Regions from separate parts of the Homo sapiens genome. Here region 2 is linked to region 1. A link is an interaction called in ENCODE POLR2A ChIA-PET data of the cell type or tissue named here. Cell type or tissue: CD4-positive, alpha-beta T cell. All regions are shown on one strand. Each heading gives the region's core, and the rest is flanking DNA. Links, peaks and the distances in the headings are about the cores only.

Region 1 (7,412 bases), core at 2,354-7,353:
ATTCCCCTGTGCATTCTTCACGAGTGGTTGGATTTCCATGGACTTCATTCTGCCAAAGACTCATGTGCTGAATCATATGGAACTGCTGACCTTCCAATAAACCAGCATGATTTGCTAAGGCGTAGAGCCAGGCTGAGAAGGAAGAGGACTCAGGCCAGACTGGTGGGTTGGAATCCTAGCTGTGCAGCCGAGCAGCTTGAGCACGTTACTCAACCTCCACCCAATGTACGAAAAGCACATAGTCCAGTTCCAAGGACATGATAAAAGTTCAGTAAGTGATGCAGGCTTTCATTTTTATTGAGTCTTCTCTTGCTTTCTCTGGGACTGTAGCATTTTAAAAACCCTACCAACAAGAGGTTGATTCACGTCAACTTCATTTTCTTCTCTCCAAGAAAAAAAGTCACAAACACAGAAACAAAGTCAATGCCTTGTCCGTGTGTGCTCATGGGCTTAATGAGTCACCTGGTTGTGCACAGATCCACATGCTGGAATAATCAATCCCACCCCTGAAGCCAAGCTTACAATTTAAGAAAAAATTAATAAATGCCACTCATCTTTCTAATCTCTTCTCACATGTGACTGACAATCATCAGTCAGCATTGCTTGTACAAGTTACTGTTCTTTAAAGCTGGGGCAGGTGGGCCAAACGCCAAAATTACCTAAACAGCTTGAACTCCTGGTGTTTTCCTCCAAGCCAGTGAAATGGGAATAAAATCTGCTATCAAGGGCTCCCCCTACAGGCACCAAAAAGCAAAGGCTAAAAATTAAGGTGGGTGCCATTTACGCCTAGTAGAGAATTGTTTCTTCTCTTGAAAAAGTTTCTAAGGCAGTCCTGAAACCACAACTTTGCTTGTTGACACAATCCCTTTTCCAAAACTCTGGCCAAAGAGTCTTAAAAATCTAAAGGACCAAGAATCAAGCAACCTCTTCCTCTTGATGTACTCACCTCCCACTTAATAAAGGACCAAATGTGATTTTGATACAAATAGGACACAAAACGACCCTAGAGCTGTAACACTATTTTTGACAGTCATAATTATGGCACTTTTGAGTTTTCTTGTAGCTCATTTCCATCTCATTTTTAGGATTAGTGTGTATTTGTGTGTGTGTGTACATGCGTGTGTGTACATGCACGCACCAAAACAACTTCAATTCCGGACATAAAATCAATGACAGTTTTAAAACCACTTGATGGAAGGTTTGAGGGAACTTTTATCATTTATTTATTTTGTGCTACAAATCAGGTATATTTAATTCTCTGGGTTCGTGGAATGAGCTTGGATGGTTGCCTGCTCTCAAAGGCTAAAAAAAAAAAAAGCTTGGATGGATAAATAAAGTTTCCAAGACATAAAGAAACAGACAGACAGACAGCTTGTTTCAAATTTGTGCTTCTATTTCTCTCTGAGGGATGGAAGTTCACCAACCAGAGATGCACATTTCCTCACAAAGGACACTTGAAGTTGTGCCCACAGAGGCAAATGCTCATATGGAGACTCAAGAAAGCCTGGGGTTCAGAAGAGGCTTGAGATCATGTTATGAGAAACAGCTGAAGAAAACGGGGGTGCTCAGCCTAGGGAAGACCAAGGGGTGGTATGACAGGCTAACTTGGGAGGGCAACCAGCCTGTGTGGCCTCTCTAGTGGGCAGAGCTGTCGGAGGACAGAGTGGATCTCACGTTCAGGAAGAATGTTTTAATAATGAGCACTGCCCATAAAGAATAAGCTGCACAGGTCAGGGGTATATACCTCATTTAGGCAGGGCCTGGAAAGGCCAGATAGTGGGAACATTGAAGAGACTCAGGAACTGGCAGAAAACTGAGCCAGATTATATTTAACATCCTTTTTATTATTTTTGTGGGTTTTTTTTGAGACAGGGTCTCACTCTGTCGCCCAGGCTGGAGTGCAGTGGCACGATCTCGGCTCACTGCAACCTCTGCCTCCCAGGTTCAAGCGATTCTCCTGCCTTAGCCTCCCGAGTAGCTGGGATTACAGGCATGCGCCATTACCACCCAGCTAATTTTTGTATTTTAAGTAGAGGTAGGGTTTCACCATGTTGGCCAGGCTGATCACGAACTCCTGACGTCAAATGATCCACCCGCCTCCGCCTCCCAGAGTGCTGGGATTACAGGCATGAGCCACTGCGCCCAGCCTAAAATCCTTCTTAGCTCTAAAATCCTGAGACTGTATAATAAAACCCCAAACAATTTAATAGTCCTCTTGTTATAAGGCCGTTGGTTACCATCCCCCAGAGTCATTGTTAACATATTAAACAAAACATTTTGTGCTTCAAGCCCTGATGAAGCTTCAAAATAACTTTTCAAAAGAAAAAACAACAAAATCAAACTAAAGTGTAGGCTCTACCAGTGTCAACTTCCTACCTTTAACGTTTACTATAGTTATGTAAGATGGAACCAACCACTGGAAGAAGTTAAATGAAAAGCTGGGTGAAGGGTACACAGGACCTCTACTATTTCTGCAATTTCCTGTGAACCTCTGATTATTTCAAAATAAAAAGCTTTAAAAAATCAAATTAGCCCAGGCACAGTGGCTCATGCCTGTAATCCCAGCACTTTGGGAGGCTGAGGAGGGAGGGTTGCTTGGTACCAGGAGTTCAAGACCAGCCTGGGCAATGAGGCGAGACCCTTGTCTCTACAAAAAAATTTAAAAATAGTGGGGCATGGTGGCATGAGCCTGTAGACCCAGCTACTCAGGAAGGTGAGGTGGGAGGATCCCTTGAGCCTGGGAGGTTAAGGCTGCAGTGAGCTATGATCAGGCTACTGCACTCCAGCCTGGGCAAAAGCATGAGACTCATCTCTAAAAAAAAAATCAAAAACCAAAAATCAAATTAAAGATACCTCCCCAAGAAGTTCTAAGTAACATCAAAGGCAATTACAAATCAGTTTGGTTTAGGAGTACAGTGTCATCAGCCACAAATGACTCTGCACAAGTATCCACAGGCAGCAGAACTCATTTCAAAACTATTCAAGACTATTTCAATCAGCTCATTTCGATCAGCTATTAAGATTTACAATCATGATTAGGAAAGCATGTATCATGTTGACAGGTGTCTAATTTGGTTATGTTGATCATAAATCCTCAGTTATCTGGGAGCACATCATTAAAATCACCTATAGGCAATACATTCTTACAACTGTTTCCTATGTGGTACTACAGAGGATCCATGTATAATTACTGTATTTCTAAAACTATAATACAATAATTTATTTATGTCTTACTTCTTCCATTAACCATGATTGCAACAAGAACTACATCTTGTCATCTTATTTTATCACCAAAACCTAACCCATAGGTTCTCAATAAATAGTTGCAAAGTGAGTATATTAAAAAACAGTAATTATAGGCCAGGCACGGTGGCTCACACCCGTAATCCCAGCACTTTGGGAGGCTGAGGTGGGTGGATCACGAGGTCAGGAATTCGAGACCAGCCTGACCAACATGGTCTCTACTAAAAATACAAAAATTAGCCAGGCATGGTGGCGCACGCCTGTAATCCCAGCTACTCAGGAGGCTGAGGCAGGAGAATTGCTCGAACCTGGGAGGCAGAGATTGCAGTGAGCCGAGATCACGCCACTGCACTCCAGCCTGGGCGAAAGAGCAAGACTCCATCTCAAAACAAAAACAAAAACAAAAAAACAGTAACAATTTTCTTGAACTTCTGAGGGTGATTTCCTTTTCTGATACAAAGACATCCAAAGAAATCTCAGAGAGTCTCTATTTTAGAATCAGTATTAAATATATATACATATATATATGTGTGTGTGACTATGTCACAAAGTCTCTGAAACACATAAGTTTAATCTCAAAAACTATCTCTACTTGTTTTTTATTTGTTAGTTTCCTGATATAGGTTTGATTTGGAATCAAATAGAAAGGTCAGGCTTTTCCAGACAGACAGGAAAACCAATATGAATTACTGAATAGATCCCCTCAACTAGAAAGTCTCTGCTGGAATGAACTTTGTCTAATTTTATCAAGTGCACCAAGAACAGCTTCTTTCAGAAATTATCGAGACAGCATCACCTTTTGATTCTTTAATATCAACAGATCAAAAAGCATTTGGTGATTTCTCTGTATTTTATATCTCTTTGTTAAGTTTATTAATGTATACGTTTTTCAAATAAACATTTTGAACAGCCCAAATCAATCAAAGCCATGAGATCACAAAGTGTTGCTTCTCGACACAACATTAGCTTGTTCAGAAAATCCAAAAGCCACATCCAAAGATCAATGATGCTACCTTAAAGACATGAGGGAGGCTCCTTAAGACCCTAGAGACACCAAGGACCCCACAGGGCCAGTCATATGAACAGGCTCAGAAGCCGGCTTGATCCTCAGCACCTCTGCAAAGCCATCACCAAACCAGCAAGTGACATGCGCTATGTCTACAGTAAAGTAGAAAAGGCGGTCCTGGCAAAGCTTCCGGCGGTACACAGACCGAGGATCCGCTGACAGCACAGCCTCAATGGCACGCTTTGCTTCCTCTGCTGACTGAAAATATTTAAATGACGCCTGACCAACATCTGCAATGAAAAAAACACAACTTAATGAGCACTATCATGCAGGTTGAATTTAATTACAACAAACTTCAATATGGAATCTGGTTGGTTCCTTAAAGATCACTTGACATGGACAGGGTTTGGAAAACTATTTGATCATTACGGAGACTGTCACCGTCAAGAGGTGTTTATTATCATTAGGTTTAACTTGTACACCCCCAAATTTTTGTTTTACTGGACAGAAAAATCATGGTAGTATTTTTCCTTAGTCTCCTAAGACAGGTGAGCTTTCATTTTCTGTCAGCCAAGATGTCACTTTTCTGATATCCAAAATGTCACTTTTCTATACTCAATGTAGACTTTAATTCCTTGTCATTTTCTTCTCAGAACAGAGACAAGGAAATGCATGACAGTCCCAGCATCCTCAGAAAGCCACAAGAAAGAGAACTAAACCCACACACACCCAGAACACCAGCTACAGGCGAGAGAGGCTGCACCAGAAAGCTAGTATCACAGACCCGCAGTTACCAGTAACATCCCTTTGCTTTGGGACTCTCTCACATCTGTGTCCCTAAGAAACAGCAAAACTTCCTATGTTTGTAGGATTTTTAATGTATTTTATTTTTAATATGGTATGTATAAAACATAAATTTAGAAAGTAACTGTGACCTAGTTTTTCATAACTACAACATCACATACATCCAAATGCCCCTTCCAGGAAGGTACAGATCTTAAAAACACTGTCCCTGCTCAAAATATCATCTGTGGTGGCAGTGGATCTTTATCCCTCTTGGAGTGGATTTGATTTCTACAAGCAGCCAAAAATCACTGTGGGCCATATCTAATAAGCAGGTTGGGTAAATAAAGCCATGAAGTACAATTTTTAGTCAAAAATCAATTATATGGGCTGGGCACGGTGGCTCACACCTGTAATCCCAGCACTTTGGGAGGCCAAGGCAGGAGGCTCACAAGGTCAGAAATTTGAGACCAGCCTGACCAACATGGTGAAACGCCATCTCTACTAAAAATACACACACACAAAAAAATTAGCCAGGTATGGTGGCGCACGCCTGTAATTCTAGCTACTCAGGAGGCAGGAGGATCACTTGAACCCGGGAGGTGGAGGTTGCAGTGAGCCAAGATTGCACCACTGCACTCCAGCCTGGGTGACAGAAAGAGACTGTATCTCAAAAAAAAAAAAAAAAATCAATTATATGGCAATAAGGTTCCTTTACTGCATGGCTCATAGAAAATGGCTCTGAAGGCCACTCAAAAATGAGGAGAGCTCATCACACTCCCCTGTGACGGCGTTTCTGGGAGAGGCTCCAGGCCTCTGCTTGGCCGTTTATCTGGCATGGGTGCCTTCCCCCAATTCCCTGCCTACTCATCCTGCCAGGCTCAGCTCAAGCACTGTTTCCTTCCACACTCCCTCCCAGACACAAGTCAGGATTCTCCTCTCAGAGTGCCCACAGCACTCTGCCCAGACCTTTACTCCAGCACCAAACTTCCTCCCATTTCAACACCTTTAACCTCTTCTAGACTCAGAACTTCCTGAAGTCACTTCTTATTTCTGCAACAGCTCTGAATTTTGCTGTTTGCTATCAATCAGTTCCTGTTTTGTAGTTACACTGCGTAATTTCTCATTTTAATCATTTTTTTAATCAGTAAGGCATATTTCAAACATCTGACACATACTGCACTGCAGTTTAAAAAACAAAACTTTCCAGGCTGGGTGTGGTGGCTCACGCCTGTAATCCCAGCTACTCAGGAGGCTGAGGGAGGAGAATCGCTTGAACCCGGGAGGAGGCGGTTGCGGTGAGCCGAGATCGCGTCACTACACTCCAGCCTGGGTGACAGAGTAAGACTCCGTCTCAAAAAAAAAAAAAAAAAGAAAGAAAGAAAAAAGAAAAGAAAGAAAAACAAAACTTTCCATAGTAGTTTGCATTAGACAATAACCACAGGACAAGTGGTAAGCATAAAGTGTCTAGAAGGCAGGACTGTTTTGTTCCACCATAAAATCCTTTTACAACTGACCAGCCTCCTCCCATCAACTGTATACAGTGATGTAATGATTTCTATCAACAAAACTTTTAAAAATAAAAAGATCAATTTTAAAATCAAAAGCTTTGTTTAAAAGTAAAGCCTTAGGAGCCAAAGAGAAGCACAACCCTCAAGTGGCATCACCACTCATGACCACGAGACTGCCGTGTCCAGAAGTGCAGGGGGTGCCCTGCATACGGCACTTGGCTGAAGTTTGCATGTTGGGGCTAAAACCAGTTCCTGGGCCCTGGCAGGTGGCTGCCTCCACCCAGAGGAAGGGGTGGCTTTTCCTTTGCAAAAGGCAACAGTGTGGGCTGGCTGTGGCTCTGACAGGAAGAAATGGGGAAATCTCAGAGTCAGTTGGCATGTATCTCCAGTCCCAACTTTTAGACTTCTTTTTCCCATCAGAAAAACCTCCTTCAGGTTGGATTATCAAAGCCAAATACCCCCCTAGCCTCTTCATTCTCTCCCTGCTAGTAAAGCAGGGGAAAATCTAGTATCTTTGGTTGTGTAAGCCTTTATTTTCTGGATATAGAATGAAAGTCTTCATTGTCTCAATAAGGAACTCCAGCTTGCCTTTGCATGTCACTGAGGTGTGACATCCCAGAAATCACACAGGTAGTGATCTGACCCCAGAGATGGTCCCCTGCTCTCTGGGGATACGGACATCAAGTTCCTCTGCCTTTTACTTCTCCCAAGATCAAAACTCAAGTCCTTACAATGGCCTATAAAACCCTTAGGTGACCTCGTCCCTTTTCTAGTGCCTCTTTGACCTCATATCCTTCCGCTCAGCCCTCCTCAGTCCACTCTGACCACATGACCTCAAACGTGCCATGCACCCTCCACTTTGCGGCTGT
Region 2 (7,412 bases), core at 530-5,529, 200 kb after region 1:
TTCTCCCACCTCAGCCTCACAGGTGCACGCCATCACGCCTGGCTGATATTTGTATTTTTAGTAGAGAGGTGGTTTTGCCATGTTGGTCAGGCTGGTCTCAAACTTCTGGCCTCAAGTGATCTGCCACAGGGGCTATTTCTTAGACTCTTCCTCAACAAAGCCCAGTGGCCAAGGAGTACCATTGAGCCAGCTGTGACTCAGCCTTTGAAATGTGCTCAGTAGCTGCAAGGACACCTGCCTTTTCAGGTGGGGTGTCTCAATTTAAGACTATAAAGGCAGGCTGATTGCGGTGGCTCACACCTATAATCCCAGCACTTTGGGAGGCTGAGGTGGGCGGATCACCTGAGGTCAGGAGTTCAAGACCAGCCTGACCAACGTGGAGAAACCCTGTCTCTACTAAAAATACAAAATTAGCCACGCATGGTGGCACATGCCTGTAATCCCAGCTACTCAGGAGGCTGAGCCAGGAGAACTGCTTGAACCCAGGAGGCAGAGGTTGTGGTGAGCTGAGATCGCACCACTGTACTCCGGCCTGGGCAACAAGAGAGAAACTCCATCTCAAAAAAAAAAAAAAAAAAAAAAGACTGTACAGTCAGAGGGCCAGGCAGGGTCCCTTGTGGGTTTAGAGTCAGACAGACCTAGACAGACAGCCAGACCTGATACCAGCTCTGCTACCTACCTGCTGTGTGAGACCAGGTGAGTCACTTCACTGAGCCTCAATTTCTTGTTTATAAAATGGGGTGAGCCCACTTTGCAGAGTTCTGGTGAATATTAGTGCTAAACTACACAGTGCTCAGGACACAGGGGCCTTTGAAATTGGTGGCTGTTAATATTATTTAATTAGCCCAAGAGGTGTATTATCTTCCTAACAATGTATATTCTCTTGACCACCTGTGTGGGGGCAAGACAGTCTACATGGTGACAAGACAATAGTCCATGTACTTGCTTAGTGTGTCAATACTGTGCTCAATGCCACAATACTTGAGATGAAGTGTGGGTGGCAGGTGGCAGCAGTAAGAGCAGTGACCCCAGCATTACCTGAAGCCTCTGGACAGGATCGGGCTCCTGGCTGATACTCCAGACCCTGTTGGAGAGATCATTCATGATGTCAAGTTGCTCTCTGCAAGAGTCAGCTTGTTCCCTGTACACCTGGAGGGTAAGCTGCGTGTTTTTATCAATGAATTTCTTGGCCAGCGCTTCCTCTTCGTCAAGTAGTAATCTGAGTTCAGTGAATTTCCCCTTCAGCCAGGTTTTACTTGACTCTGCATTAGCCTAAAAACAGAAAAACCAGTTGCAGATGACATGTCTGCCAACCAGGAAATCCAGAATAATCAACATGAAAAAAATCATAACGTCTGAAATGTGAGTTCAGTAAAGTGGCCAGTCAGACACAAGATCAACTTATAAAAACCAAAGCTTTCCTAAGCACCAGCCCATCACCGATCGTAAAATGCACGGAGAAATAAAGATCCTTTTGAAAATGGGAGAAAAAATAGCAAAATATGTGGAAATATACCTAATACAAAACCATATTCGTGACTGGGAGGGTTGATTACTATAAAGTCACTATTTGTCTCTAAATTAGTCTATAAATTTGATGAAATTCTAATCAAAATCTTAACATGCTGATTAAAAATTATTAAATCATTAGGAGAGAGAATAAGCATAAGAAAAGCCAAAATTGCTTTAAAAAAATCAATAAAGAGAAAACTGATAAGAGGTTATCTGCCTTATCTGCCTTATCTGATAACAAAACAATAAATCTACAGGATCTAAAACCATGTGGCTCAAGCATAGATAAGAGGTCAAAAGTACAAAATAAAGAGCTTTTAAAAGAACTCAAATTATATATGGAAATGTATGTATGTGTATGTGTGGTGTAACAGTGGCATTTTAGAACAAATTTTTGTATTTTTTGTACTAAAAATATAAAAGTAAAAATAATTAAAATAATATGAGATTTTCCACAATGAAAGGTTAAGGAAAACAAACAAAAGAGAAGGTCCAGTTAAACTAAAACACTGTACATAAAGCCCAAAGAATAAATCAATTAGATGAAATACAAAACAATTTTTATTTATTTATTTATTTATTTTTATTTTTTGAGAAGGAGTTTCACTCTTGTCCAGGCTGAGTGCAGTGGTGCGATCTTGGCTCACAGCAACCACTGCCTCCCAGGTTCAAGCGATTCTCCTGCCTCAGCCTCCTGAGTAGCTGGGATTACAAGCACGCACCACCACACATAGGTAATTTTGTATTTTTAGTAGAGACGGAGTTTCACCATGTTGGTCAGGCTGGTCTTGAACTTCTGACCTCAGGTGATCCACCTGCCTCAGCCTCCCAAAATGCTGAGATTACAGGCATGAGACACCATGCCCAGCCCAGAAAATAGTTTTTGATCATTAGATTGGAAGACTTTTAAGAGACTGAAATACAGTCTGTAAGGGTATGTGAAGTAGGGCATTTATATAAACTGTGGGTGGTAGGGTCTATTGGTACTTCGCTTTTAGAGGACAATACGACAATAGCTATCAATTTTTTTTTTTTTTTCAGACGAAGTTTTGCTCTTGTCGCCTAGGCTGGAGTGCAATGGCAAGATCTCGGCTCACTGCAACCTCCGCTTCCCGGGTACAAGCGATTCTCCTGCCTCAGCCGTGTAGCTGGGACTGCAGGTGGCCATCACCATGCCTGGCTAATTTTTGTATTTTTAGCAGAGACAGGGAGTCACTGTTGGCCAGGCTGGGTCTTGAACTCCTGACCTCAGGTGATCTGCCTGCCTTGGTCCCCCAAAGTGCTGGATTACAGGCATGAGCCACTGCACCTGGCCTCAAAGTTTTAAATACATTTATTCTTTCATGCAGCAATTCCTCTTACTTTACTTATATCCTAGAAAATGCTTTCACATGTGCATGAAGATTTGTGTACCAAGATTCTCAGTATATAGCTTCTACACATAGAGAATAGAATTGGGCAAGTGTAGTGGTAGGTGTCTGTAATCCCAGCTACTTGGGAGGCTGAGGCTTGAGAATCACTTGAGCCCGGGAGGTGGAGCTTGCAGTGAGCTGAGATCAGGCCGCTGCACCCCAGCCTGGGCGACAATGCAAGACTTTGACTCAAAAAAAAAAAAAAAAAAGAAAAGAAAAAAACATTGAAAAATGGGCGTCACTAGCAGAAACAGAAACAACAGCAGTGGGGAGCGAACGTTCTGAGAAATAGGGTCAACCACAAACAGCTCACTAGCACTCAAGCATCCTGTTACAAGCACTCAACTCACAGTCCACCTGCACCCAGGCATCCTGTCTGCAAGCATTCAGCTCAAGCAGCACAACCTTAGAAAACTCCACCTCCAGCTCCTGCCTCTTTGCAGACAGTCTTCTTTCTGCTGTCTCACCCATTGCTCCCTTTCAATGTATCTCCCCCTTTTCTCTAAATAAATCTGCCTTTCTAAACTCAATGCTGTTTTGGTAAATTATTTTATTCCCCTGTGCACCAGCCTCAGACAGTTGTTAACCATGACATATTTGGCACAATTTTCAATATGGGATATGTATATCGGTTCATTATATAAATTGTCCTACATTCGTACAATGAAATAATTTATAGCGATTACAAAGAATGCAGTGTGCTGATGCATGCTAAACATGGATGAACCTCGAAGACATCATCCCCAGTGAATTAAGCCAGACAAAAAAGGACAAATAATTTATCATTCCGCTTATGTGAAACATCTAGACCAGGCAAATTTATAGAGACAGAAAGTAGAGTCGACGTTACCAAGGGCTGGGAGAGGGGAAATGGGGAGTAATTGCTTGATGGTTTCAGAGTTTCTGTTTGGGATAATGAAAAAGTTTTGGAAGTAGACACAGGTGATGGCTATACAACATTGTGAATATAATTCATACCACTGAATTGAATACTTTAAAATGGTTAAAATGGCAAATTTTATGTTATGTATATTTTATCACCATAAAAAAAAAGAAGAAGAAAATATAACAACAAAAACAATGCAGTAGGCTGGGCGCGGTGGCTCACGCCTGCAATCCCAGCACTTTGGGAGGCTGAGGCGGGCAGATCATGAGGTCAGGAGTTCAAGACCAGCCTGGCCAAGATGGTGAAACCCTGTCTCTACTAAAAATACAAAAAAATTAGCCGGGCGTGTGGCGGGCGCCTGTAATCCCAGCTACTCAGGAGGCTGGGGCAAAGAATTGCTTGAACCCAGGAGGCGGAGGTTGCAGTGAGCCGAGATCATGCCACTGCACTCCAGCCTGGGCAACAGAACGAGACTCCATCTCCAAAAACAAACAACAACAACAAAAAACAATGCAGTAGACCTATATGTCCTGGCAGGGAAAGTTCTCCAGAAAAAAAAAAAACAGGTGAAAAAGAACAAGCTGCAGAATAATATAAGCAAGATAATCCAAATTTATGTAAAACATAATAAAACAAAACCTGTATATGGACATATGTATACATCTATATATTTGCAAGTGCAATTAAAATGTTTGTTAGTAGTGGTCATATTTGGCAAGAGGCATGGGATTGGGGGTAAGGGAAAAGAGAGGCTCTCACTTTGTACCTTATGTAGTTCCATACTATACCATTGTTTAAATTTTAAAAAATGACAATTTGTTCATGTATTATTTATACAATTAAAAAAACACTAAAGCTGGGCACGGTGGCTCACGCCTGTAATTCCAGCACTTTGGGAGGCTGAGGCGAATGGATCACGAGGTCAGGAGATGGAGACCATCCTGGCCAACATGGTGAAACCCTGTCTCTACTAAAGATATAAAAAATTAGCCAGGTGTGGTGGTGGGCACCTGTAGTCCTGGCTACTCGGGAGGCTAAGGCAGGAGAATCGCCTGAACCCGGGAGGCAGAGGTTGCAGTGAGCCGAGATTGTGCTACTGCACTCCAGCCTGGCAACAGAGCGAGACTCCGTCTCAAAAAAAAAAAAAAAAAAAATTAAACATAGGCCAGCTCCCTTCCTCAGCCCAAACATCTGCACAGTCCACATAGCAGAATGAACCCAGCACCCAGCCAGTCACGAGGGGTGGGCAGGCTCCCGTGATACCGTGTTCTCAGGGGGACAGCATGTGGTTTGGCAGCAAACAGGAGATGAGTTCTCTAAATCTGTGTTTCCTATCCAATGCTCCAGGCAGAGGATAGGTTCAGAGGCTAGCTCATACCACAGGCCTATGGATAGGTTCAGAGGCTAGCTCATACACAGGCCTATGGATTATAGCTTTAAGCTAGCCTGGGAATTAGTCCACATTTTTATGGTTGCAATGGGTCAATGAGCCTGGACACAAATATATATTTACTGAATGATCAAATGAAGAAAATAAAATGTATTTCAAACTCTTGATTTATGAACACATGTTGAAGCAACGTAAGTACACAGAGGACCTTTGCAGAGAAACCAAGAGAGCAAATATCTCCTCCCAACCAAGTTATGCTCCAAGCAGTTTTTATAGATCCACTTTGTAAAGTAGAAAATACAAAAGAAGCTTCACGACGCTATACCTTGTTCTAACTCTCAGCACAGTGGCAACCAGTATGGAAAACAGCCACCAGAAAACTTCTTGTATAAGCAGATGAGGCTGATTATGCAATATGGTCAGAAAGGGGTAGAGAGAGAGAGGGAAGGGGAGAGAGAGAGAGAGAAAGAGAGCAAGAGAATATCATGGTCATGAAATAAGGAAGTACGCCATCTGGTTTGGGTCCCACTGGTTCAAAGTGAAGATCCCAGCTGAACTGGGCTGGGCTTTGAAGAGAGCTGGTGGCTGGGTGAGGGCCTAACAGAGTCTAGCTGAGCAGGGTCTAAGGACTGTGGAAGAGAAAGAAGCTGAACAGCCATGAAGCCCCGGTCAGGGAAGGCTGGGGGATTTTGCACTCAGAGTGTGGGCTGCTGTGTGAATCCACCTCTGGGTCCTGTGGAGAGTGAGGAGATGAAAGGAGGGCGCTGTTTTGCTGAAAACTCAGTATGACTTCCAACAACCCTCCCACGGATGCCTCTCATGGGATGCACCACCAGGGAAAGAAGGCATGCTGTCCAACCTTGCCCAGACCACGTTAGCATGGGGACTCTTTAGACTCTGCTATGGTGGCAATGGCAGGCAGGAAGAGGCAGGGAGTGGCCATGCCCAGCAGGGGCAATGGACACCAGTGGCCTTGTCAGCAGCATGGCCTGGCAGGGTCCCCATCTTTTTGTTCCCAGTCTGGCAAAGGCTGGTTCATGTCCCCCCATTGGTGCCTTGATCCCAAGCCTTGGCTCAGTCCCTACAGCTCCTGCGGGTCACAGAGAAAGGCATGGAGCCAGCAACTGAGGCTCCTTATTCCACCCGCAGGGGTTCTGGGTCTGGTGCCAGGCTGGGCCCTTGTGTCTCAGGCCCATTTCCTGCCCATCCCCGGCTCTGCTCTGTAGGACAGAGGGGCTGAGCCCCGCCGACTGCATTTTCAGGATCACTTGACGTCAGGAGTTCGAGACCAGCCTGGCCAACATAGTGAAACCCGATCCCTACTAAAAATACAAAAATTAGCCAGGCACGGTAGTGGGCACCTGCAGTCCCAGCAATTCGGGAGGCTGAGGCAGGAGAATTGCTTGAGCCCAGGAGGCGGAGGTTGCAGTGAGCTGAGATCACGCCACTGTGCTCTAGCCTTGGCAACAGATCGAGACTCTGTCTCAAAAAACAAACAAACAAACAAAAAAACAAACAAACAAAGTAAATTCACTGATGCCAAAACCAAAGAGGAAACACAGTGTGAGTGACCTGGCAGGAGCTGAAGCTAAGTGACCTGGAAGGAGTGGAGCCAGAGGTGCATGCATGCAGACGAAAGCCACAATGGGGCCTGGCCATCCAGGGGGAGCACAGAGTACCTGGCCACATTCCAGCTGAGAGTGGAAAGGAGTGACCTGCATCAAGTCAGATCCACAAAGAGCTGCTCCATCCATCAACTAGCACCAGAAAAACTCCACCCCCGGGCCCAGGGAAAAGAAGAGGAATCTAGTCATTCATCCAGGGTCACAGGTGAAAAGAAAATCACCAGCAAAACAAATAAAACAACAGTTTTGCATTAAGCAGGGTTGGAGTCCAAATTCACGGAAACTCAAAACTGAAAAATAATATGAAAATGAGTCTGGAGCTACTGAAACTCTTAGCATCTCCTGAAGATGCTCATGTCACAGTGCTCTGAAGGGGCACACTCACAATCCACAGTGTATTGGACATCTATGGTAAATAGCTACTGGAGACAAGATGATAATACACGTGACAAACCACACAAGAAAATGAACCACCATGCCTCACCTCCAGATTGGGGATATATTAGAATTGTATGTACAATATAACTCAAGCTACATTAAAAGCATATGCATATACAGGAAAAAAATCTCAAAATGTGAATAATGGT

What was found. Peaks named below come from ENCODE experiments on the same cell type or tissue, not always from the same donor. Only the 100,000 strongest peaks of a DNase experiment are listed, where the experiment ranks them.
Region 2: POLR2A ChIA-PET joins it to region 1 with 5 read pairs; 8 of 35 experiments call an interaction of 5 or more read pairs at or near these places.

What each region holds. Positions count from the first base shown.
Region 1 is chr9:97,900,454-97,907,865 of GRCh38, forward strand. TRMO (tRNA methyltransferase O) reads right to left here. Exons shown (of 5, transcript NM_016481.5): 5 at 4,036-4,539. The coding sequence ends at 4,280. Among named protein-coding and RNA genes, the nearest start is that of TRMO, 18 kb to the right of the region's middle. In CD4-positive, alpha-beta T cell, for the core only: no CTCF peak of the experiment used is centred there; DNase peaks (open chromatin) are centred at 4,448, 4,968, 6,268 and 6,778; H3K4me3 peaks cover 3,103 bases; H3K27ac peaks cover 5,000 bases.
Region 2 is chr9:98,098,893-98,106,304 of GRCh38, forward strand. It overlaps TRIM14 (tripartite motif containing 14), which reads right to left. Exons shown (of 6, transcript NM_014788.4): 3 at 1,039-1,272. Among named protein-coding and RNA genes, the nearest start is that of TRIM14, 17 kb to the right of the region's middle. RefSeq lists enhancers at 2,754-2,803, 3,064-3,183. In CD4-positive, alpha-beta T cell, for the core only: no CTCF peak of the experiment used is centred there; DNase peaks (open chromatin) are centred at 649, 1,149 and 3,199; H3K4me3 peaks cover 1,139 bases; H3K27ac peaks cover 4,736 bases.